Regions from separate parts of the Homo sapiens genome. Here all the other regions are linked to region 3. A link is a contact called in ENCODE Hi-C or POLR2A ChIA-PET data. All regions are on one chromosome and are shown on one strand. The core of a region is the stretch at or near the end of the contact, and the rest is flanking DNA. Distances in the headings are between cores, read along the strand shown. Region 1 holds the start of TBC1D2 (TBC1 domain family member 2). Region 2 holds the start of CARD19 (caspase recruitment domain family member 19). Region 3 holds the start of PTCH1 (patched 1). Region 4 holds the start of TRMO (tRNA methyltransferase O). Region 5 holds the start of ANP32B (acidic nuclear phosphoprotein 32 family member B).

Evidence for each region. Hi-C counts contacts between places; a loop is a spot of excess contacts on that map. ChIA-PET counts read pairs that join two places held with the same protein, here RNA polymerase II (POLR2A). Pooled maps may share reads with other maps.
Region 1: a loop to region 3 is called in a map of naive thymus-derived CD4-positive, alpha-beta T cell, with 12 times the contacts of the local background. The contact joins the promoter of TBC1D2 here to the promoter of PTCH1 in region 3. A Hi-C loop is called at or near these places in 1 of 168 maps with a recorded cell type or tissue (naive thymus-derived CD4-positive, alpha-beta T cell) and 8 of 50 pooled maps. POLR2A ChIA-PET finds 5 or more read pairs at or near these places in 1 of 52 experiments (GM12878).
Region 2: a pooled map shows a loop between it and region 3 (16-fold over the local background). The contact joins the promoter of CARD19 here to the promoter of PTCH1 in region 3. A Hi-C loop is called at or near these places in 3 of 37 single-sample maps with no recorded cell type and 5 of 50 pooled maps.
Region 4: a pooled map shows a loop between it and region 3 (8-fold over the local background). The contact joins the promoter of TRMO here to the promoter of PTCH1 in region 3. A Hi-C loop is called at or near these places in 1 of 37 single-sample maps with no recorded cell type and 8 of 50 pooled maps. POLR2A ChIA-PET finds 5 or more read pairs at or near these places in 1 of 52 experiments (activated CD4-positive, alpha-beta T cell).
Region 5: a map of gastrocnemius medialis shows a loop between it and region 3 (11-fold over the local background). The contact joins the promoter of ANP32B here to the promoter of PTCH1 in region 3. A Hi-C loop is called at or near these places in 1 of 168 maps with a recorded cell type or tissue (gastrocnemius medialis), 3 of 37 single-sample maps with no recorded cell type and 13 of 50 pooled maps.

The regions. Positions count from the first base shown.
Region 1 is chr9:98,253,117-98,257,564 of GRCh38, forward strand. It overlaps TBC1D2 (TBC1 domain family member 2), which reads right to left and starts at 2,533. Exons shown (of 13, transcript NM_001267571.2): 1 at 2,057-2,533. The coding sequence starts at 2,425. RefSeq lists a silencer at 2,548-2,597 and an enhancer at 2,768-3,257.
Region 2 is chr9:93,094,967-93,098,857 of GRCh38, forward strand. CARD19 (caspase recruitment domain family member 19) reads left to right here and starts at 1,251. Exons shown (of 6, transcript NM_032310.5): 1 at 1,251-1,386. The coding sequence starts at 1,380. It overlaps LOC101927993 (a long non-coding RNA gene), which reads right to left and starts at 544. Exons shown (of 4, transcript NR_188444.1): 1 at 402-544; 2 at 1-48. RefSeq lists enhancers at 239-288, 3,482-3,551 and silencers at 399-708, 729-1,478, 1,499-1,608.
Region 3 is chr9:95,507,042-95,511,273 of GRCh38, forward strand. It overlaps PTCH1 (patched 1), which reads right to left and starts at 2,225. Exons shown (of 24, transcript NM_000264.5): 1 at 1,120-2,225. The coding sequence starts at 1,320. RefSeq lists enhancers at 1-539, 2,125-2,674, 3,628-4,232 and silencers at 331-380, 1,161-1,480, 3,755-4,194.
Region 4 is chr9:97,920,547-97,924,724 of GRCh38, forward strand. It overlaps TRMO (tRNA methyltransferase O), which reads right to left and starts at 1,954. Exons shown (of 5, transcript NM_016481.5): 1 at 1,872-1,954. The coding sequence starts at 1,947. RefSeq lists an enhancer at 1,557-2,006.
Region 5 is chr9:97,981,255-97,985,439 of GRCh38, forward strand. It overlaps ANP32B (acidic nuclear phosphoprotein 32 family member B), which reads left to right and starts at 2,087. Exons shown (of 7, transcript NM_006401.3): 1 at 2,087-2,355. The coding sequence starts at 2,302. The region is part of intron 2 of LOC124902226 (a long non-coding RNA gene); the gene reads right to left. It overlaps LOC124902225 (a long non-coding RNA gene), which reads left to right and starts at 4,182. Exons shown (of 2, transcript XR_007061685.1): 1 at 4,182-4,185. RefSeq lists silencers at 1,657-2,316, 2,467-2,556, 2,747-2,826, 2,897-3,096, 3,107-3,156 and 2 more and an enhancer at 1,957-2,839.

The sequences.
Region 1 (4,448 bases), core at 1,283-3,782, 2.7 Mb after region 3:
GACATATGTGTCAGAGATAGTGCTAGGCACTGAATACAGGGGTGAGCCAACACACATGGTCCCTGTCCCCTTGGAACTTGAGAGTCTCCTGCAGGGGACATGTACCTGGATGTTCCATGGGCTCCTCATCCTGAGTTCCCTCCTGTCAGTGACTGACCCAACCAGGCAGTCAGCCAGTTACTCCAGCCACTCCTGACATCTCCCTCATTCTATTTCCCTACTATCCCGAGACACCTCCATTGTCCCCTTCCCCACAGCCACAGCTCTAGTTCAGCTGTCACTCTCTTCTGATCACCTTCTGATGGGCTCCCTGAGTACCAGCCTTGCCCTTCCCCTAGTTTCTTCTCTATCCAATAGTCAGACTGAGCTTTTGCTACTTGGCCTAATTTGCCAATTCCCCACCCTCGGGCCTCTGCTCTTCAACTCCATCCTTTGGGCCCCTCTGTTTTTCTGGCTCATGTGATTTGCCTGGACACTCAGGGCTGTATCATGGTTTCCTAATTTGCTCACGGTGCTCTCTTGGCCTGGAATACCTTTCTCCCTCTTGTCTGCTTGCCACCTATTTCTTCTTTCAAGCCTTGGGTGTGTCCCTCCTCCAGATGCCTTTCTGGCTAGCCCCTTCCACTTGGTGGAACTGACTCCTCCTGTCACCACACCTTCTTGCACAGACTTATCACATGTCTCTACAGAACATTTCAGGGTGCATGCAGGTTCTCCCTCAGTCTCTCCCACCAGACTTTAAGCTGTCAGAGAACCAGGGGTGGGGGTGCATTAGCTCCACACCCCGCCAAGCGCAGAGCCAGGAACAATGGAATACTATTATAAAGACCATGTGTTGAAGACCCTGCATACAGCAGTCAACCTGTGGAAGAGACACATAGACCCGGGAACCACATGACCTCGAAAATGCCTTCCCTGGCCAGGGATTCCTGAGTTTCATTATTTTAACCAAGTCCCCCAGCCTGGTCACCCGCCAAGTCCAGTCAGTAAAGGAGAACTGAACACGTGGGCATCCACAGATACCCACTTAGCTGGAGTTGGGGTTGGAGGGGTGGACAGATGGGGATGGGGTGGGGAAGGCTATCTCCTGGCACATTCTTCTCTGATGCCCATAGAACACTTAGCCCAGATCTGTCTTTCCAATTAAGTTATGGGACACCTCCTCTTGACATTAGCACTCTGACCTTGGTTCCATCACCTTGTGTGTGCATGTGTGCTTATGCAACAAAAAATTATTAAGTACTCCACTAGGTACCAGGCTGTATTCTAGGTGATGCAATTAATTCAACAATTTGTACATGCCTGTGATGTGTCAAATGCTTACAAACCACCTAGGTTCTGAGAGGTTAAGTAACTTGTCCAGGGTCACACAGCTAGTAAGTAGCAAATGTACAATTTGAATCCAAGCCCGTCTGATTTCAAAGAATGTGGCCTTTCTACTGCTTTAGGCTTTCTCAGTTACACATGATGATAAAACCTACCCCTTGCTGCTGATAGGAAAACAGGTTTAAGCATGCCTAGATGAACAATCTAGGCTGATCAGTGAAACCTAAGTGTTTATTTTCCTAATCCCTGCCAGTCTCTTCTCAGCATTCACTGACCTTGGCCAAAATATCAAGAAACGGGAATCAGAATCCTGGCCTTGAGAGAGGATTGCAAAGACCATATTTTGACTTACTTAGGTCCCAGGTAAGAAAGTTAAGGTAACTGCACTGTCAGGCACACCCAAAAGTAAAAGTTTTGATTCAGCACTGAGAGGTAGAAAGACTATGGGATTCCAAGCTACCCTACTCTCTAGACGCATGGACCTCGAGCCAGTCCTTTCATCTCCCTCTGACTCAGTTTCTTGATCCGTAAAATGGGTCTGTCTTCCCTGCCTTGTGGGAACCCAATGAGGAAATGGGTGGGAATGCACTTTGCAAAGCACAAAGTTCTTGGAACTGTCGTCACCGACACTCCAAATTTACTGTGTCCACCTCACACTCGCGCCCAGCCTTGCCCTGCGAAAAGGGGACCTCACGCCGCTGGAAAGGAGAAAGTCGTTGCAGGAATTTACCTTCAGGGTAATAACCCGGCTGGGAGTCTTGATTTCGAAGATCCCCTCCTCAGCGTCCGCCTTACAGTCAAACACTGCACTGGAGAGGTCGATGCTGTCCAAGGGATTGGCATCCTGAGCGGTCCGCGAGTAATACAGCTGACATTTCCTTTCGTCGTAGAAGAACCAGCGGGATTTCCAGCCCCGGATGGGCCCTTTGCCGCCGAACTTACTTAAATACCCACAGAGTTTCTTGGGGACCGCCTCCAGGGACCGGGCGCAGTCCCCCGATTCTTCCTCCGGAGGCGGCACCTGTGGATCCCTGGCAGACTCTTCGGACCCAGGGGCAGAGGAGCTGGACTCCGGGGCGTTCTCCCCAGCGCCCTCCATCGCTGCCAGCCGGAGACTGCGGAGGGACGAGGGGTCCGCGGGACCACCAGGGACAAATCTCGGAGACTCGGCGGGCAGCTTCCCAAAGGGAGACACCTGGGCGGGGGCGGGGCCGACGGCGAACCCGCCCCCAGGAAGCCACAGAGTCGGGACCGGGTGCGGTGCGCGCGCCTCAAAGATCGCAAACCCAGGTTACGGCGGCTGGCCACGCCCCTCCACCGCCAGGCCACGCCCCCGCAGCGCTCAGTCGGCTCCCTGCAAAGCCCAGCTGCTTCCGGCTTTTTCTCCGCGCCAGTCAGCCATCTTTACTGAGGGCAGCCGTGCTCCCTGGCTTCAGGTTAAAGGCGTGGTGGCACTGAGTTAGGTTAACCGCGGGCAGAGAAGCCTGTCCCTAGCTACACTTCCCTGGTAGTTCGCATAGTCACCTAGAAAGATAGTGCTTTCTTGCACCCGATGGGCTGCTTGTTCCCTCCCTGTGCCGCGCGGGGCACCCTCGGACGGCGCATCTCGCGGCCATTGGCTGAAAGGAAGACCGCTGGGAGGCCCATCTTCCGGCGTCGCCCGGGCAGCGCGGCTCCGGAGCTGTCTGCCACTCTTCTCCTGGTGTTCCTTCAGCCCCGTCAGTGACGCCGCGGACGGCCTTCTTATCCCTCGCCTGACAGCAGTGGCCTCCCCAGCTCTCTGTCCTGGCTCCTATTCGCCTCCTGACAGCGCTGGTTGTGTTGCTTGGGGCGCCCAGGCGCGGCCGCTGCGCTGCGGAAACCCATGCCACTCCTGGGTCATAGTTGGGTGCAGTACATTTATTTTTATTTTGTTATTGCTATTATTATTTTTAGAGACGGTCTGGCTCTGTCACCCAGGCTGGAGTGCAGTGGCGCGATCAGAGCTCACTGCAGTCTCCGCCTCCCGGTCTCAAGCCATCCTCCCGCCTCAGTCTCCCGAGTAGCTGAGACCGCAACTGCGCACCACCACACCCGGCTAATTTTTAAATTGTTTTTTGCAGAGAGGGGGGTCTTGAACTCCTGGCCTCAAGCGATTCTCCTGCCTCGGCCTCCTAAAGTGCTGGAATTACAGGCGAGAGCCACCGCGCCAGGCTGTTTTGTAAATAAGTAAAAGAATTTAGGGTTTGACTAACTTGCTCAACTTCTGCCTCATTTTACCTGTTTCCCCTTAAACTTCTCCCCTTCCCTCCTAAGGCGCATTTCTCCATTAGGGTTGCGGAGCCCAATTGCGTCCAGCTTTCTTTAGGAGCTTCTTTCTGCCTTTCTCTTGCCCTTTGTTCAGCCTTTCCTCTTACTTCATCGTCTCCCCCTCAGCCGTCGTTAACGAGACCCTCATGCACACTCAGTGATATTGACAAGAAGCAGGGTGGGGGTAAAGGCGAGGGCTCTAGAGTCTATTTGCATAATTTTCAGATTCCCACTCTGCAATACTGAGTGATTTGCTCAACCTAAAAATGGAGATAACACTTCTTCCTACCCACCCCCGACCCGCCGCCAGACAACTTTACGGTGAAGCTAATGAAATTTATGTTCACTTGCATGGGTCGCTGGGATTTGTAGTCTAACAGGTGGGGAGTTGCAACCAGGGAGCATTTCTCCTAAATGCCAGAGAGCTCTTCATTTGTTATAATTTACAATTTATTTTCTCATTCTAAATAACCATCGTCATACCTAATTTTGTGTTCATAATTTTGTAATTTTTTAAAAATCAGAAGGCCCTTAATGCTGTTTAATTCCAGTCCCCACAAAACCTGGATCTACACCTGTCTACCCTTAGAGTTGTTTTGATAATTAAATAAAATAATATGTGTGAAGCTCTTAGTACAGAATGTGGGACAAAATATTTCTTTTCTTTTCGAGACAGAGTTTCGCTCTTGTTGCGCAGGCTGGAGTGCAATGGCGCGATCTCGGCTCACCGTGACCTCCGCCTCCCGGATTCAAGCGATTCTCCTGCCACCGCACCCAGCCAGTTTCTTTTCTTTTCTTTTTTTTTAATTTTTTTTTTTTTTTTTTTTTTTGAT
Region 2 (3,891 bases), core at 1-2,500, 2.4 Mb before region 3:
GGGGCTAGGAGCTTCTTGTGGCGGGCTCCGGAGCTGGAAATGCCAGGCCTACGAGAGGGAAAGCAGGAAGGAAAGCGGGAGGGAAGTGGAGTTGGCCCAAGGTCACTCATTTTACAGTCCAGGAAACTGAGGCTCAGGCAGGTTAAGTGACCTCTCTAGTTCGGGTCACACTGTCAAGCTAGTGTCTTCTTTTGAAGGTGGGGGACTGGGGTCCCCCAAGAAGGTGTCCCCCCCCCACCCCGCCGAGCGAGGTCACACCGTTGAGTCCTTCTCCCCTGGATTTGGGAAAGCATCACTGGGCACTGCCTCCTTTGGCTGGTCCCTGTGGCGTACTGGACGCCCACCGGCCTTTTGCCCCAGGCCTGGCCCTGTACTCCCCAGGGCCTGACTTTCTGTATGACGTTGGATCAGTCACGTCCCCTCTCAGTTTCAGTTTTCTCATCCAAGGGGTGGGGCGCGAGGCCGGGAGCGGGGAGGTGGACTGAGCCGGCCGGCGGGCCACCTGGATCCCGACTCCGCCACTCAACGCGGCAGGGCCCGGAAGGGCGGGCCCAAGACGGGCAGGGCTCCGGGCAGGAGCGGGCGCCTCCAGGGAGGCGCGCGGCGGTCGTAGCTGAGGCCGCCTTGAGGGCGGGACTTGGACGCGGGCAGGGCTCGAGTGAGAGGCGGGGTTAAAGGCCGCTGCGACGGCGTTATAGACGCCGGCGGGACCGGGGCCCAGCGAGGGGAGGGACTCTGGGCCCCTCGCGGCGTCTTAACTGACGCTGGGAGGGGCGGGAGTCCGGTGGCGCCCGCCCACGCCCGCAGTCGCCCGCCCACGCCCGCAGTCGCATGGCAGAGCAGGAAGGGGCGGGGCTCAGGGCCCCTGGAGGCGCGGAGGCCGACGACGGAGGGGGGCGGGGCTCGAGTAAGGGGCGGGGCCCGGTGGGGGGTTCCTTGAGGCTCGGAAGCCGTCGTCGGAGGGGGCGGGGTTCAGGTGCAGGGCGGGGCTCAGAACTCCGGGAGAGGCGGAAGCCGACGCCGGAGGGGGCGGGGCTCGAGTGAGGGGCAAGGCTCCAGGATCCTCGCAGCGGCCTATCCCAGGACGGCAAGGGGGCGGGACTCGAGTGAGAGGGGCGGAGTTTAGAGCCCTGGGGGAGCCGTAGCGGGCGCGGAAGGGGCGGGGCCTAACGGTAGGGGGCGGGGCTCGTCAAAGGGCGGGGTTTAGAGTCCCCGAGGCTACACAGCCAAAGCCGGGGGGCTGGCCTAGCCAAAAGGGGCGGGCGAGCACGGCCCGCGGGCGGCGTTCGCTGGAGCTGGTGGACCGGGCGGCTGACCGAGGGGCGGACGCGCGGCGGGGCAGACCGCTGGGGACTGCGGGCGGCGCTGTGTCCGTCGCCATGACAGGTGGGCACGGGGTCGGCTGGGCGGCAGGGATGCGGGCGCCCTGGATGGGTGGCCCGGCCCGGGGGTCCGGCTGCCTTGCGAGTCGCCTGCAGGCCGCGCCTGGGCAGCGGGGGCCGAGTGACCTTGGCCCGTCAGCTGTCGGTGGTGCGCGAGTGCACCCCCGCGAAGTGGTGGGTGTCCCGGGGCTTCTACCCGGCGGGGCCGTGCCAGCCGAGGCGGTGCCGGGCATGATGGGTGGTGGCCAGGTGCGGGGCCCGAAGAGGGCGGGGGCTACAAGGCAGCTCCAGGGTGGGGCTGCACAGCCGCGGTCTGGGCTCAGCCACTGCCAATGTGTGTGTGTCCCGTGGTGGGGAATTTGGTCTGAAAGAGTAGGAGGTGGTAGAAATGACACCGGAGAGAATTCACAGCGGTCCTGCTGTGATTCTGGCCACGGAAACAACGCTCCATCCTTACAACCACCCCAGCGAGGTCGCGGGACAGGCGATGCGTTCCTCGGCGGCATGTGATTCCTGTGGGACTCTTGGAGTCTCCCAGACTCCTTCGGTGGTCCACGACGCTCTTGCCCCTGTTTAGTTCTAAGAGAATCGGGGACAGCGACTGGACCCCCCAAGGTTGTTGTGCTCCACGCTAGTGGCCCCAGCCCAGCCTTCCTCCCCAGGGCCTCTCTGGTCTGGGGACCTGCCCACCATCCTCCTGATCCCAAACAGGGTGACTCTGCCCTGTGGACCTTCCCCTGTTGGAGAAGCCCCATGAGGGTGATGGGCTGGTAAGGGACCCCATGGCAGCCCGGCCAGGGAGTATGGGGGTTCCCAGAAGCTACACTTCATTCTTACTGTTCTGTTTCATGGAGCAGAATTGGCTCAGGGGCTCAGGGTAGCCCCAGAAGTCCCTAGTCCTCTCTCGGTGCTCGCTCTCTTGAGTCTCAGCCTAGGTCCTGCCCACAAATAGGATCTCATGGGCTGGAAACTGATGACTTCCAGGACACCAGGCCAGAAGAGACTTCCAGCCTAGGCCACAAGAGACCCCAGCTGCCACCTGCTCCCCTTTGTCCTCCCTTCTAACTCTTCTTATTTGTGGCTCTCATTTCTGAGCACTTACTGTGCATTGGACCCTGTGTTGGGTGATTCCTGTTTGAAAATGATCAGATGGGGACACCTGGAATATCTCGTCTGTGTACAGATGGGGAAACAAAGTCTTAAATTGTGCCCTGCCCAGGCTGGGATTCCGTAATTCCCTTAGTGAGTTCATCAGAATGCGTGGGACACAACTCAGAGCTGTGTTGGTCTCCAGGGAGCCCTGTCCCAGGGACTGGGTGTTGGCAGAGCCTGAGGCCTTGCTGTCCATTAAGGAGCCTTCCTGCACAAAGGGACTTTGTCCCTTTCTGCCTGTCAGGGAAGCTTCCTTGCATAAGGGGACCCTGGAGCTGGGAAACCACATCAGGCAGGGGTCCCTGAAGGCTCTGACTATAGGCCTCACCTTGTCCAGTGTATGCTTCCTACCTGCTATGTCTACTCACTGGGCCTGGAGACATTCCCTCACAACCCTTAGTTTTTGGGATGGGGAACCAAGGCCCATGGAGCACAGCTCTGGGAGGGTCATATGGACAGCCCTGCGAGGCTGCAGACCCATAGTCCCAGGCTCACTGCCTCCATGCACCAACTGGGGTCCTGCCTTGCGCCAGCCCTCGCTGTGAGCAGCGCATGTGAGCCAGTGCCTGCAGAACGCTGAGGAGGTGTCTGCGTGGGGCAGGTGCTTGACAAGTTACCCCCTGGGCTGTGCCGGGGAGTGAGCAGTTTTAGTTGGGCTGAGCACTGAGAGAAGGGGTTTCCTGGAAGAAATTCGGGAGAGGAGGTTGATGCCCAAGTGTCTGGACTCCAGTTGGTTGGGGATGACAGGAACTCAGGAAGGCCTTTTGCACGTAGAACAGCAAGGTGAACATGAATTAACCAGGTGGAAACCAAGGAACAGGTATTCTCAGCCTGGGCTGAGATGTCTTGTGGGCCTAGAGGGCCCGGTGAGAGTGGGTGGGGCCAGCTCCCACGGGGCCTTGAATGCCAGGCTGAGGGCATCAGTCTGGGCTGATAAGAAGGTTCATATTGGGGTGTTTGAATGGGGGTCCATAGTCCTGGTGCCAGCCTGGCAAGAAGGAAGGGGATGTAGGGCGTGGTGAAGGCTTGCCAGGTCTGTGCCAGAGCGAGCCATCTTCCTTTGTCCTGTAAAAACAGTTCAGGGACTTGTTTATCGGGAGCTGGCACTGAGATGGTTTCCCTTCTTGTGCCTTTTCTGGCTTCCAAGTGCTGCCTGTTTGTGTGCACAACTCGCAACCACAGGAAGCACAGGACCCCCAAGCCGCAGAGCCTGGCTTCAGCCTCCGGACCGTGCGGCCTGTGCCAGCTGACTCACGGCTCATGGTGACTCATGGCTCTGCAGCAGCGGAGGCTCTGCCTGGTTAGCGGCTTGCAGGGCAGGAGGAAGCCACTACAGGATGCTGGCCACGGTCCACCT
Region 3 (4,232 bases), core at 975-3,474:
TAGGGGCGAGCGCTCTTTGGAACAACATATTGCGGGTTCCCCCAACTGGACCCCCGCCGAGAATGGTAGTAAGTGGGGATCCACGTGGTGAGCGCGGCCGCCGGAGTTCACTCCCGACGCATTTCCATAGCGTGGGGAGAGGCTGTGTGAGCTGAATTAGGAAGTGGGGCAGCCAGCTGCAACTTACGACAATATTTGTGATCGGAAGAGGGCAGCCACATGGATCTTTCCCTCCTCTCCCTTCCTTTCTGGTTAAACGTAAAAAACAGCCGAGTGCAAAGGGAAGGGCTCAGGCCGGCGCAGGCTGCTCCCCGGCGCGGCATTTCCCCGGCGCTGGCCGCGGCCCCGGCGGGCCCCCGTCTGGGTGCTCGCCTTCCCTGGATTCCACACATTTCAGCGAGCCTCGTAAACACAATGAACCCGGCAGCTCCGCAGACTCGCACCGCGAATTTAAGGTGGCAATTTGTTTACAACTTTTCCTCCCCCGACCAGGCCCTAAGGAGAGGCGGCTCAAAACCTGGAAAACGGGGGGGATATCTTTTTCCGAGAATAATTTTTTAAGGGAGCAGAGATTTCATGCTCAACAAAACCAAAACTGGCTGCCAAAAAAGGAAACCACCTTTATTTCGGCTCCCTCCCCCCTTCCTCTCTCCGCCTCTCTCCACTCCGCCTCCCCCTCCAAGATGTTAAGAAATGTGGCAGCCGTACAGGAGTTTAGGCTGCAAATAGGGGCAGGGGCGCAGGAGGAAGAAGTTCAGGGCAGGGGGCACGGGGCAGGACAGTGCCGCGGCCGCCCTTGAGGTGGTCCGCCGTGGACGGCTTTCCAGTGCTCCGGAAAAGGCACACCAGGGAGGGCGTGTGTATACACACACACACACGCACACACACACACCTCCACCCCCTGCGGACCTCAGACAGCCCTTTCCTCCCAGGACCAGAGGGAGGGTTTGAATTTTTCAATCCCCATTTGTCTGCTGCTTTTCCTGGAGAGGTGTGAGTGAGTGTGTGTGTGTGTGTGAGAGAGAGAGGAAGAGAGTGTGTGTGTTTGTGTGTGGCGGGGGCGATCCCAAAGAGTTAGAGGAGGGAAGAGAAAGTGGGAGGAGAGAGTCTGAAATGCACCTTGGAAATCTGCTCCAGAGCGAAGGCGGCGTCGCAGTAGCTGGGCCGGTGCAGATAGTCCCGGTCCGGCGCGGCAGCACGGCGCAGCCCCCCCGTCCGTCTGCGCCTCCCGCCTCCAGCCGGCCGTCCCGGGGCACCGATACAGCCGCTGCCGCCGCCGCCGCGGTCCTGGGGCTCGGCGGCGTTACCAGCCGAGGCCATGTTGCCGCCGCCGCCGCCGCCGCCGCGGGGACGGAGGCTTCCCGGGCGGCCCGGCGCGCTGCTGCCGCTGCTGCGGGCTCCTGGCGCGCCTGGGCGCTCGGCTTGCGAGGACGCTGCTGGCCGCAGGCTGCTCGGGCTCGGGCTCCGGTTGACAGACCAGCCGCTGCTGCTGCTCACACGGCGGGCGCTGCTGCCGCTGCGGCCGCGGCCGCTGCCGGGGAGTCAGACCCTGCGCCTTCCATTGCCACATTGCGCGGGGGTCCCGAGGTCTCTGCGGCCGCCGCTGCCCACATCCAGTTCGCGGAAGAGCGAGAGCCGGCGCGCCGAGCGAGCCTGTCCTTCGGGCGCTTCCGCGGCACTCCTTGCGGTCCCCAACTCCCCCTACCCGCCCCCCGCCCCGCGCCGCGACCCCTTCACTGCAGAAAGAGCCAGCGAATCCCCGCTGCTCCCGCCGGCCGCGCTGGCTCTCTCGGCGCCTCCCGGGTCGCCCGAGCGGCCGCGGAGGGCAAGCGCAGAGCCGCCGCCGCCGCGGGGTCCGAGGGTGCCCGGCGGGTCTCAGCGCTGCCGGGCCCGGGCAGCCGCAGCTGCCGCTGCTCCCGCGGTGGCTGCTGCTGGCGGTGGCGGCTCCAGGAGCTGCTGCTCGGGCTGCTCGGGCTCTGGCTGCTGGGTTCGCGGTGGCTGCTCGGTCCCGGACTCTGCTTTCTTGTGCTCCTCGGCAACCCGCTGGACCATTCTGTCCCCGTGCAGCGCGCCTCTCTCGCTCCCGGGACCTGGGGACTCCGCTCTGTGTGTGTGCAGCGGGCAGCGGCCGCAGCAGCTCCTTGATTCAATAGATGAGATGGAAGAAGAAAAAAAAGAACTCTCTCCATTTGGAGAAAGAAGAGGAGGAGGGGAGGGGAGGGGGTGGAGGGGGAGAGAGCGAGCGAAAGAGAAAAAGGCTGGAGCTCCCGCCCCCGGGGCTGTCAGATGGCTTGGGTTTCTGCGACGCGATTGGCTCGCGGAGGGCAGAAATTACTCAGCAAACATGACTATTATTAGCTGCTTAGCAACAGCTCACCAAAGTAGAGAGACCACCCAGGTAGGCAACCCAGTGTGTGCATCCTCGGCTTCGGGGCAGCCTCTGAGAGCGCCAACCTTCTCGCATGCAATACTTCCATTAAGGAATGCTCCCCCTCCTTTCTCTCTTATTCCTTTTCTTTTCAACAGTGTCTTCTTTTTGTGGGATGCCTTTGCGCGCACACACGCGCGCGCACGCACACACACGAACATTTGCCTCGCGGTAGACACGGGGGGAAATGTAATATTTTTTTAAGCGCTTAAACAATTTCTGAAATTCCTCAAAGAAAAGCCTTTCAGAGGCACCTTGGCCTCAAGCTGCAGCAAATACTGGGAGGTCCGGCTCGCATTCCCAGGCCTGCACCAATAATGACAGCGTGCTGGATAGTGCGCCAGTGTGTGCCAGATTTTTTTTTCCTCTTCTCTTTTCTTTTATAACTAAAGGGAAGACTTAGGCTCTTGCAGGGAACAACGCCTCGCATTAAGATAAACAGAATGGAAAGTTAAAGAGGAAAGCAAGGACGTTGGGAAAAGCCATCTTTCTTAAAATCCGTCTGCCCCCCAGCCGCTTTCTCCCCCCAACTTAAAAAAAAAAAAAACACAGTCTTGGTTTGAAGGAGTCAGTGTTCTATAAACGTGGAATCCAGACACCGAAGCAGTCTTGTAGAGGCAGAGGCGTTTTTATTTGAATCTCGAATGTGACATAAGTAAAAGAGAAACAACAGAATCTTTTTTTACAACTTAGAGAAACGGAATTGTTTCCTTGAGAGAGTAAAGTTTTCCTGATTATTTTGGGTTCATTTGTACACCCCTTTTTATTAACCAGATGTTTATATAGTCAGTATTTTTTTTTACAAAACTCGGTATGCATGTTATATTTAATAATAGTATGACGTAGGAGATTATAAATGCCCCGATGCTGGATTCATTGAAAACAAACTGTGCGCGGATCGCGAGGATTCGTCCCGACACCGCGTCCAGTGTCACCAAGGCATCCCGGGGATTCGCTTCCCGCGGAGGGGGAAAACACGCGACCCTTTGAGGTGGATTCTGGAGCCAGACACGTCTACACAACTAGGCTTTTTATTTAAAAAAATTTTTGTTTTCGGAAAGTGGAATGTGTTTTTCTTACGTTTCCAAGTTATTACGTTCCTCCCTGCGGTAGGAACCCGACCCGCAAACCCTTGATTTGCTTCACTTTATTTTTTTTTTTAAACGGGGTTGAACTGCAGAGGGACTGGCAGTAGCGAGAAGTCTAGTGAAGTCGTGAAATGGGGCGGTGTGGCTTTAAGATGCGCACGGTGTATGTTCATTGAAAAAAAAAGAAGAAAGAAAGGAAAGGAAAGAAAGAAACCCAGATGGAGGGAAAGGGGGAGGAGCAGGGAGAAGGCGGAGCTCCGGTGGCCACGTGACCCCGCGCCAGGAGGCCCGGTGCGCGCGCGCGCCCGGCTCCCGGACTCCCCGCGCCCGCGCGGCCGGGGCAGAGTAGGTAGGGAGGCGGATGCGCCGGGCCGGCTCCGGGCCTCCAGCGCGGTCTCCCGAGAGCCCAGGCGAGGCGCGCGCCCAGCCGGCGCGGACGGACGTGCCGGACGCGCCGTAGTACATTCCTGAAGGCGGACCGGCCCCCTTACGCTGCCCAATGCCCGCGCCGCCTCCCCGCGACCGGCCAATGGTCGCGCTCACGAGTCCCTGCCCATTCAGCGGCCCCGCGCTGGCTGCCCGGGCGCGCTGGGGGCTGCGGCGGGGCGCGCCGGCCACCGGGGCGGTCCACGCGGCTCCCGCAGGGGGCCCGTCCGCCGGCTCTCCCCGCCCCCTTCCTTCCTCCCCGGCGGTTTCCCCTCCCCGCTTCCTTCCTT
Region 4 (4,178 bases), core at 704-3,203, 2.4 Mb after region 3:
AAAATAGAAGGTGCCCAGCAAGGAGTGCTTTTTAAAGTCCCTGCTCAGGCTTTTTCCTCATTTAAACATTACAACTGTATTAACTGTGTAATAAGTAAAAAGCCAGCAAGCAATCAATGTGGGGTTTTTTGTGTACAGGATTGTCTACACGTCTTGCTCTGAAAATAAGTTCAGGTCCTTTTCATTTCCACCTGTACTATTAAATTACCCTTCTTAGGCTTTCTGTCCCCACTGCAAGTTCTTCCCCTTCTCAAAATACTCTAGACGAATCCTCAACACTCCTAGAGTTTCTTGTGTTATGCTAACTCTTTAACTTTAAACTTTTCATATTCTCCACTGTTAACAGACTTTGTATTTCTTAGCCTGGTACTCAAGTTTCTTCACAATCAGAATCCAAAGGTTCCCACCTCCCTGTTCCATCCAACACTTTAGACTTCTAGCTCCCCAAACCTATACTGTGTAGACTTCTGAGCCCTGGCTTCTGCGTTTTCCTTCCTGTCAAAATATGAGACCTGTAATCGGCAGTGTGCAACAATTTTTTTTAAATAAGCACATTTGGCCAGGTAATAGCACTTCCAAGAAATTTAACAAAGTTCAAACTTTAGAATGTACACAAACATTTCGGCTTCAAGAGCTTTCTTTTAGAACAATGCAAACTGGCAATAACTTAAATGCTCAGTAACAGGAAGCTGGTTAAATTAGAGCACATATCTAAAACAAAGCGTTAGGCTGGTTGCAGTGGCTCATGCCTGTAATCCCAAAACTTTGGGAGGCTAAGGCAGGTGGATTGCTTAAGCCCAGGAGTTTGAGACCAGCCTGGGCAACACGGTGAGAGCTTGCCTCTACAAAAATTAATAATAACAAAACAAAGTGTTAATTTTTTTTTTTTTTTTTTGAGACGGAGTCTCGCTCTGTCGCCCAGGCCGGAGTGCAGTGGCGCGATCTCGGCTCACTGCAAGCCCGCCTCCCGGGTTCATGCCATTCTCCTGCCTCAGCCTCCCGAGTAGCTGGGACTACAGGAGCCCACCACCACGCCCGGCTGATTTTTTTGTATTTTTTAGTAGAGACGAGGTTTCACCGTGTTAGCCAGGATGGTCTCGATCTCCTGACCTCGTGATCCGCCCACCTCGGCCTCCCAAAGTGCTGGGATTACAGGCATGAGCCGCTGCGCCCGGCCCAAAGTGTTATAATTAACATTAACTGCCCTGTTAAGATTTTTTTTTAAATTATTTTAACGTTACTAAACAGGTCGTATAGTACCTCACTTTCCAAGTGTGTATGCAAAGAAACAAGCGTGGAAGGTAGACACCAAGATATTGACAATGGCTTTCTCTGGCAGGTTATTTTAATTTTCTTCCATTTGCTTTCCAGTTTCTAAAGCTAATATATTCCTCTATGAAAACGTGTGAGTAAAGAGAAACAAATTCATGCCTTGTCTTTCTAGGCCCAATTTAAAACTATTTTCTCCCCCAGAAACTTTCCCCCTTCTCTGTCCTCATTCCTACAGCGCAGGATGCCTCTCTATGGCATTTATTAATTCCTAACCCGCCTAACACCATCTCCCATACGCTATGGCAAGGAAACCCCTAAGAGAAAAGCCCCTACGCTGCACGTAGCTGCTCCAGCTACTGAGCCAAGACTACGCAGACAGTACAAGTCTTATAACAAAGCGGAACAAGCCAGATGACGTCATCCCGCTCGCCAAAGCACATCACGTGGTCTCCGCAGCACGTGACCCGTGCCTTCGCCGTAGGTAAAAGAATGACGCACGTCAGTTCCAGATCGTGCGTTTTACACCCCTCTCGGCAACGAAGTCCGCTGCCTGGGCCTAAACCTCTCCAGAGTGTGGCACCGCCGGTGTTGGAAGTTACCTGTCTCCAGAGCCGGCTTAACGCAGCCGCACGGGGTCGCTGTAGGCCGAGGCCCCGACTCCTCCAAGCCGCGCATGGCTACTGGTTGCTGAGGTGCCCACCCGACGCATTCAACCTTCCGCTTCCGCTCTCCATGCCTGACGCATGCGCAGTGGCCTCGCCGGCGAGGTCCCGCGAACCCAGGAGAATGTGCGCGCGCAGGGTGGCGTTGAGGGAAGCTTTGAGTTCTCCATGGGGCTTCGAACCCTATCCCGGGCGTGTGCCCCTCCGGGACCCCAATCTCGTTTATCTTACACACAGCTGCTACAGTTGCCCGCCCTCCTAGGGTAGAATGCGACTCCGGCTTCCCGCGCTTTTTGAGAGGGAACACACCTCCATGAAGAACTCGCAACTATGTCTCTCTCGAAACATTATTAAGTAACCTATACGTCCAGTATGACCCTAATTTTTAAGGGATGTGTATATGTAATTAACACAGAGCGGAAGGACTGGACGTTAAGAAATGTTAAGAATTCTCAGGCACCTGTGGTCCCAGCTACCCAGGAGATTGAGGCGGGAGGATCGCTTGAGCCCAGGAGTTTGAGGCTGCAGTGAACCGTGATCGCGCCACTGCACTCCAGCCTGGGTGACAGAGCGAGACCTCGTATCAAAAAAAAAAAAAAAAAAAAAAAAAAAAAAAAAAAAAAAATTATCCCTGGGTGGTGGGAAATTTTTCCATAATATAAGTTATGCTTTGTCAGAAACAACCCCAAATAAGTCTTATTTCAAGTGTGGTGGATGTTATAAAGGAGCCCTACTATGTGCTAGGGGTTAAGGAGTGGGAACTGTTTCTTGTGCTCCACACCTTACCGGAACTGAAGTGAGAATGGAATTATAAGAGTCAACATGCCATGTGCATTGTGGGGATTATTGTCGTTTCTGGACAGCTCTGAGAAGCTAAGAGCTAACAAGAATCATTTAATCCCATGCAATGACCAGTTGTCCTTGCAATGATAGCCTATCTTTTACCCACTTGTAATGCTGTCTCTCACCTTTAGTAAGTTTCTCTGTATATAATTCTCTTTCTGGGAGAAATTTTAAAATCTTTTATCTTTTTATCTGTTAACATCTGCAGTATAAAATATTCAAAAGCATATGAGTCACAGATTGAAAAGTCTAACAACCATGAAAAGATGTTTCCATGTCTGTCCATTTGTCATTGATTTCTGGTAGAAAATAACCAGCAGGAGGAGCCAAATAATTAAAGATTGTGGTTTAAAAAATAAGATAAAACTGATCAAATTCATATAGTGTCTTTTGGCAGGTCATTTTTACAGGACAACTTGGAAAAGGCTGCCATTTTTTTTAGGAGGGACAGCTCTGTGCAGCTGGAGAAACAAGTTTGAAAATCATTGTTTTATATATATATAGCGCGCGCGCGTGTGTGTGTATGTGTGTGTTTATAAAACTGGGCCAGAATTACTGCGCTTGCCACTAGATGGTGGTGTTGCTAAAAATGATAGTCCCGCTTTATCTGTGGAAAGACTAGATTTAAAGAGATATTTGCCCTCCTGGAGGGCATGGTAGACGTTGTTAATCACACAAAAAAATATGTAATTACCAAGTGTGACAAGTACTGAAATGCAAAGCTGATTTGAATATACTAGGGAAATAGATTGCTACTTCTTTTATAGGTAAAATTTCTCTTGACTGAAAACGGGAACTTAAATATGCAGCACATTTTTTAGTCTATGATTTGAAGTTCTTATTATCTTGTCTGGAATTATATGTGATTATTTGCAGTTTATAAGACTTAACCTCTCCTCCAGATGTAAGACCTAGAAATCTGCCTTAAAGAAATGACCTAAATAATTATGTAGTCTTCAGCTTGTACTACTTTGAGAAACACTTCTCAGTAGAGTGATTCTTAACCTCTCATTTGGGTGAAGGACCCCTTTGAGAATCAACTAAAGCTTTGAACCGTCCCACACATCATTTTGGCTATAATATCATATGGTTCATGGGTTTCTAACCTAACATGAGAGGAGGGCAGCACAAAGTCAAGCTAGAAGGATTCTTGCAAAACTTTAATTCTGTCACCTAAAGGTTCTAAGCCAAGAAGAACGCCAGAAGAATTTTAGATGCACAGTGATGTTTAAACAAGAATGGTGAGAAAGCAGAAGTGGTGTGTGAATGCAGGGAGTGATGTAAGAGGGCAAGCAGAAAGGGTCCCGAGAGGTGGAGAGAGAAATTCTGCTTCCTCTAATGTACTGCATTCCTCTTTCCCTCTCCTTCCCCATCTCATCTTTGTGCTCCTGTGCACTGTAC
Region 5 (4,185 bases), core at 837-3,336, 2.5 Mb after region 3:
AGTGCCGTGTCTGTAGTCTCTCCTCCTTTGGCTCTTTTGCCTTCTATTTGCAGCACATTGTGGCTATGTTTATTAATTACTTTGTGGCTTAATACTATAAAACACACATCTATCCTGTGAGCTATGTACCCTAGGGAAAGAGTCCTTCATACCCTCCAGTTGGCCATAAAGAGAGGACAGAGTCTCAAGATTTGCCCTGATGCTAAGGATTAATACCACCTCCTCCGGGAGCCATCAGGTTACCACTCTCTAGCACAGAGCTACCACGTTTAAGACTCCTTCAGCACCATCCCCCCTTTTCCTGCACGAGGACACTTGCATGCTGTTTGGTATTAAAAGCCCTCTGCAACTGTTCCCAACCTACAGCACCAAAGTAGCCCCCCACCATGCTATGACTCCACTCTAGCCAGACTGATGATGTAGCACAAGATGGTGGGCTGTGGAGTCAGACCTATCTGGGTGTAAATCCTAGCTCTGCTTCTTGCTGGACGTGCAGCTTAAGATTCCTGAGCTCCTCATCTGTAAAATGATTAAATTATCACCTACTTCAGAAAGTTGTCTGAGAATTAGAGAAATAATATCAAGCCCCTTAAAGCAGATCCTCAATAATCGCTTGTTGGCTCATGAAACCGATTTTTTGTTTTGTTTTGTTTTGTTTGGTAAAAGCCCTCATTGCATAGCCCTGTGGTTCTCATAACCTTAGTTACAGACCTTTTGTAACCCTGAGAACATCTGTCTCCATTTTCCCTTGTCATAAAGACGTCTGCTGAGACTACAAACGGAGTCAGGGAACTACTACCAGAAAGTTTTTCTTTTCCCATATTCCTTCTAAAACTTTCATCTTCAAATGTTAACTCACTCAGTATTTTAAAAGCTGATATATAATTGGTTTACAACTAAATTTGGGTTGTTTGCCACTAAAACTTAGGTAAAATAGGAAAGGGGGCACTTTCTTAACTTCCATAAAACTTCATGTTAATACATAGAATTTCAAGTTTTTCTTTAACAAATTGTTCTTAGTTTTTGGTGCTTCTTGTCAGTACGATCTTCTTAGATTGTATTTGATTTGACACATTATGTATTTACTTATTGTACGCTGAATATAACGTCATTCCCCGGTGTTCTGCAAAGCACAACACTCATCCCGATCTGGTGCTCTAACCCCTGGGACCCTTTGGGCCAGACCATGACAAAGGCTGCCTGCCAGGTTTCAGCGAAACTTAGACCACCAAGAATTTACACACTTCACAGGGGTGCCCTAAGGAATAAATGAGATTAAAAAAAAAAGTCTGCGGGGAAACCCTGAGGCCCTATTAGAAATGCTAATCGTTTCCTTCTCTAGCTCCTATTAAAATGTTAGAAAACCGAGGGAGACTCTCCTGAACAGGGTGGGGATGCTCGGCTGCTCTGTGGCTTAGCAAGCGACCCCAGCTGCCCTGCCAGGGCCGGTCGGCCGCGATTCCGTCCCGACGGGGGGGATCCTCGGCGGCACTACGGACGCCAGTCTGCCAAGGAGGCAGCGGGGTTCGGCCTGTTGGCCCCAGACTGTGTGGCAGGCAAAAGGTGAACGTCAAAGCCTGTCCCCGGCTTCTTCACATCTCGCGCCTCCGCGGGCGTCGGGCCGCCCCCGTGAGCCTCCCCGGATGGACTGGGTTTTAGGGACCCCCGCAGCCGGACTGCAAAGCTTCCCACCAACCCTTCCCGCGAACCTCCCAGCCCGGGCCGCAAGCCCAGCTCCGGGCGCGACGACGTGGGGCCGGAGGTAGAAGGAGTCTCAGCGCGGCGGGGGCCGGGGGGCGGGGAAGCCCCCCCACCCACGAGAAAGGTCTTACATCAGCCGCCCCACGTGCAATCGGAGAGAGGGAGGAAGTCGCTCCTCTATTCGGGCTGCGCCTTTCCCCAGCCTCCGCCCCGCCCGCCGCGAGTCTCCCCGCCCCGCCTTGGTGCAGCCGCGGCCGCCGAGCCGAGCAGCGCCGCGCGGGGCCGAGTGGAGCCGAGCAGCTGCCGCGCCGCGTCGCCGGTTTAAGCGCAGTGCAGGCCGCGGCCGGGGGCGGCGGTAGTGAGCCCAGCGCTGCGCTCCAGCCCCCTTTTCCCTCCATGGTTTCTCTCCGCTCCCGTGAGTAACTTGGCTCCGGGGGCTCCGCTCGCCTGCCCGCACGCCGCCCGCCACCCAGGACCGCGCCGCCGGCCTCCGCCGCTAGCAAACCCTTCCGACGGCCCTCGCTGCGCAAGCCGGGACGCCTCTCCCCCCTCCGCCCCCGCCGCGGAAAGTTAAGTTTGAAGAGGGGGGAAGAGGGGAACATGGACATGAAGAGGAGGATCCACCTGGAGCTGAGGAACCGGACCCCGGCAGCTGTAAGCAGAGACCCCTCTGGGTGCCCTCTCCCCCGATGACTTGCATGTAATGGTGGCCACCTGCGGGGCCCGGGCTGAGGGTTCGCCGGCCCCGGCGCGGGGAAGAGCGCAGCTCGTGGGCTCGGACGGGGAAGGCGGGCGGGCGCGGAGGGGGGAGCGAGCGCGCGAGGATTAACTCTTTGCCGCCCGCGGGCCCCTGGGGCGGCCGGGGGGAGGCAGCGGTGTGGGGGAAAGCAAACTTTGAGCGCTTCGCCCGCCGGGGTCTTTCCCCTGAGGGAGCGCGTGTGCAAGTGGCCGGCGGCGAGAGAGGGAGGCGGGGGTTGTGTAACGCTGGGAGCCATGTTTGCAGCCTCCCGGGATGCGCGGCCGGGCGGAGGCCCGGCCTGCCGAGGAGCTGCGCGGCCATCCCCGCCTGGGCCAGGCCGGGCTCCGCGCGCCCCGGGCCGGCCGGGGAAGGGGCGCGGGTGGGGCGGGACGGGGGCTCTTGTGGCCGGAGCTCGCCGTGGGCGCCGGCCCGGCCGAGGTCAGCAGTCGTGGGGCGAGGAGGGGGCTTTTTTCTTTTGAAGGGAGCGAGAAGCCCCCTCGGGCGCCTGGAGGCCTGGGCGGGCGCGGCCCGGCGCGCGGAGCGGGGGAGGGGCGGGCCAGGGCGGCGGAGGTGGCGCAACCGCCGCCCCTCCCGAGGCCAAGTTTGAAAAAAGGACGTGGTTCCCGCCATTTTTCAAGCCCAAAAATAAAACTTTCTCCCCCGTTCTCTCGCTCCCTCTTCGCCCTCGGCCTTGCCCACTCCTGCCTCCCAGGGGCAGCCCGGGTCGACCAAGGCCAACCGTTGTGGCGACGGCCTCGCCCTTCCCCCTGTGCCGCGGCGGCGGCGCCCGGGGCCCCTGCCCTTGCCCCGGGAGGCTGGCCCCTCCGTGTGGGCGGGCGGCGGCTCTTCACGCCAGCCGGGGCGCGCCACAGGCCGCCGCAGCGCCATGTTGGCGGGTGCCCGTCTCCCTGCGCCTGGTGAGCCGGCCCACGAGCTTGGCCTTGCCCGCCCGCCCTCGGCGCTGGCTGGCGGCCGCCTCTTCCCGCGCCGAGCCCTCGGTCTGTTTCCCCCCGCCCCGCCGGGGCTTGGCTCCCACTGGCGGGAGCCGCGCGCCGCGGCCGCCGCCGACTCATCCCGTCGCGGGCGCGCTGCCGACCCCCTCCCCCTTCTTAAAAGGGCAACGGCAGGCGGCCGCCCCCGCCCCGCGCCGGGCGCGCGGGATTTTGGGCGGGCTTCGGCTCGGCTCGTGGGCCGGGCGGCCTCTGGCCTCCCACGTGCTTGAGAGCGGCCTGGTGCGGTCGGCCGCGCGCCTTGCGGGCTGTAGGGGCCTGAGGGCGGCCCTCTTGCGGCGCGGCTGCGTGGGCGTGGGTCCGACCTGTGGGAATTGCCCCATTCGTCTCCCGGGTTTAGCGCGGCTGCCCGCCGTCGCGAGCCCCCCCCCCGCCGCGGACCGGCGCGGGCCAGTTAGCGCCGCGGCCGGGTGCCCCAGCGGGCCAGTGGCTTTCCCGCGGAGGGCGGCCCCGCGGGGCCTCCCGACCCGCTCTGGGCTAAGCGAGCGGCCAGGTTTCGTGCCCTCAGGTGGCTGTGGTTAACAAGTCGCGAACTTGTGGGAATTCGTCGACCAGGGTTTACCTGGTGTGCTCGACATTTTAAATCCTTGCTCTCTAGTCTTTGAGGTCACCACTAACGCGGGGCGGGCCGGGCTCCACCGCACGGCGCTGTCCTTCCCGGAGGGCCCGCGAGGGTGGGCCGCTCCGGGGGTTGCGAGATGGAGGGTCGCGGGCGTGCGTTCTTCCGACCTTCCG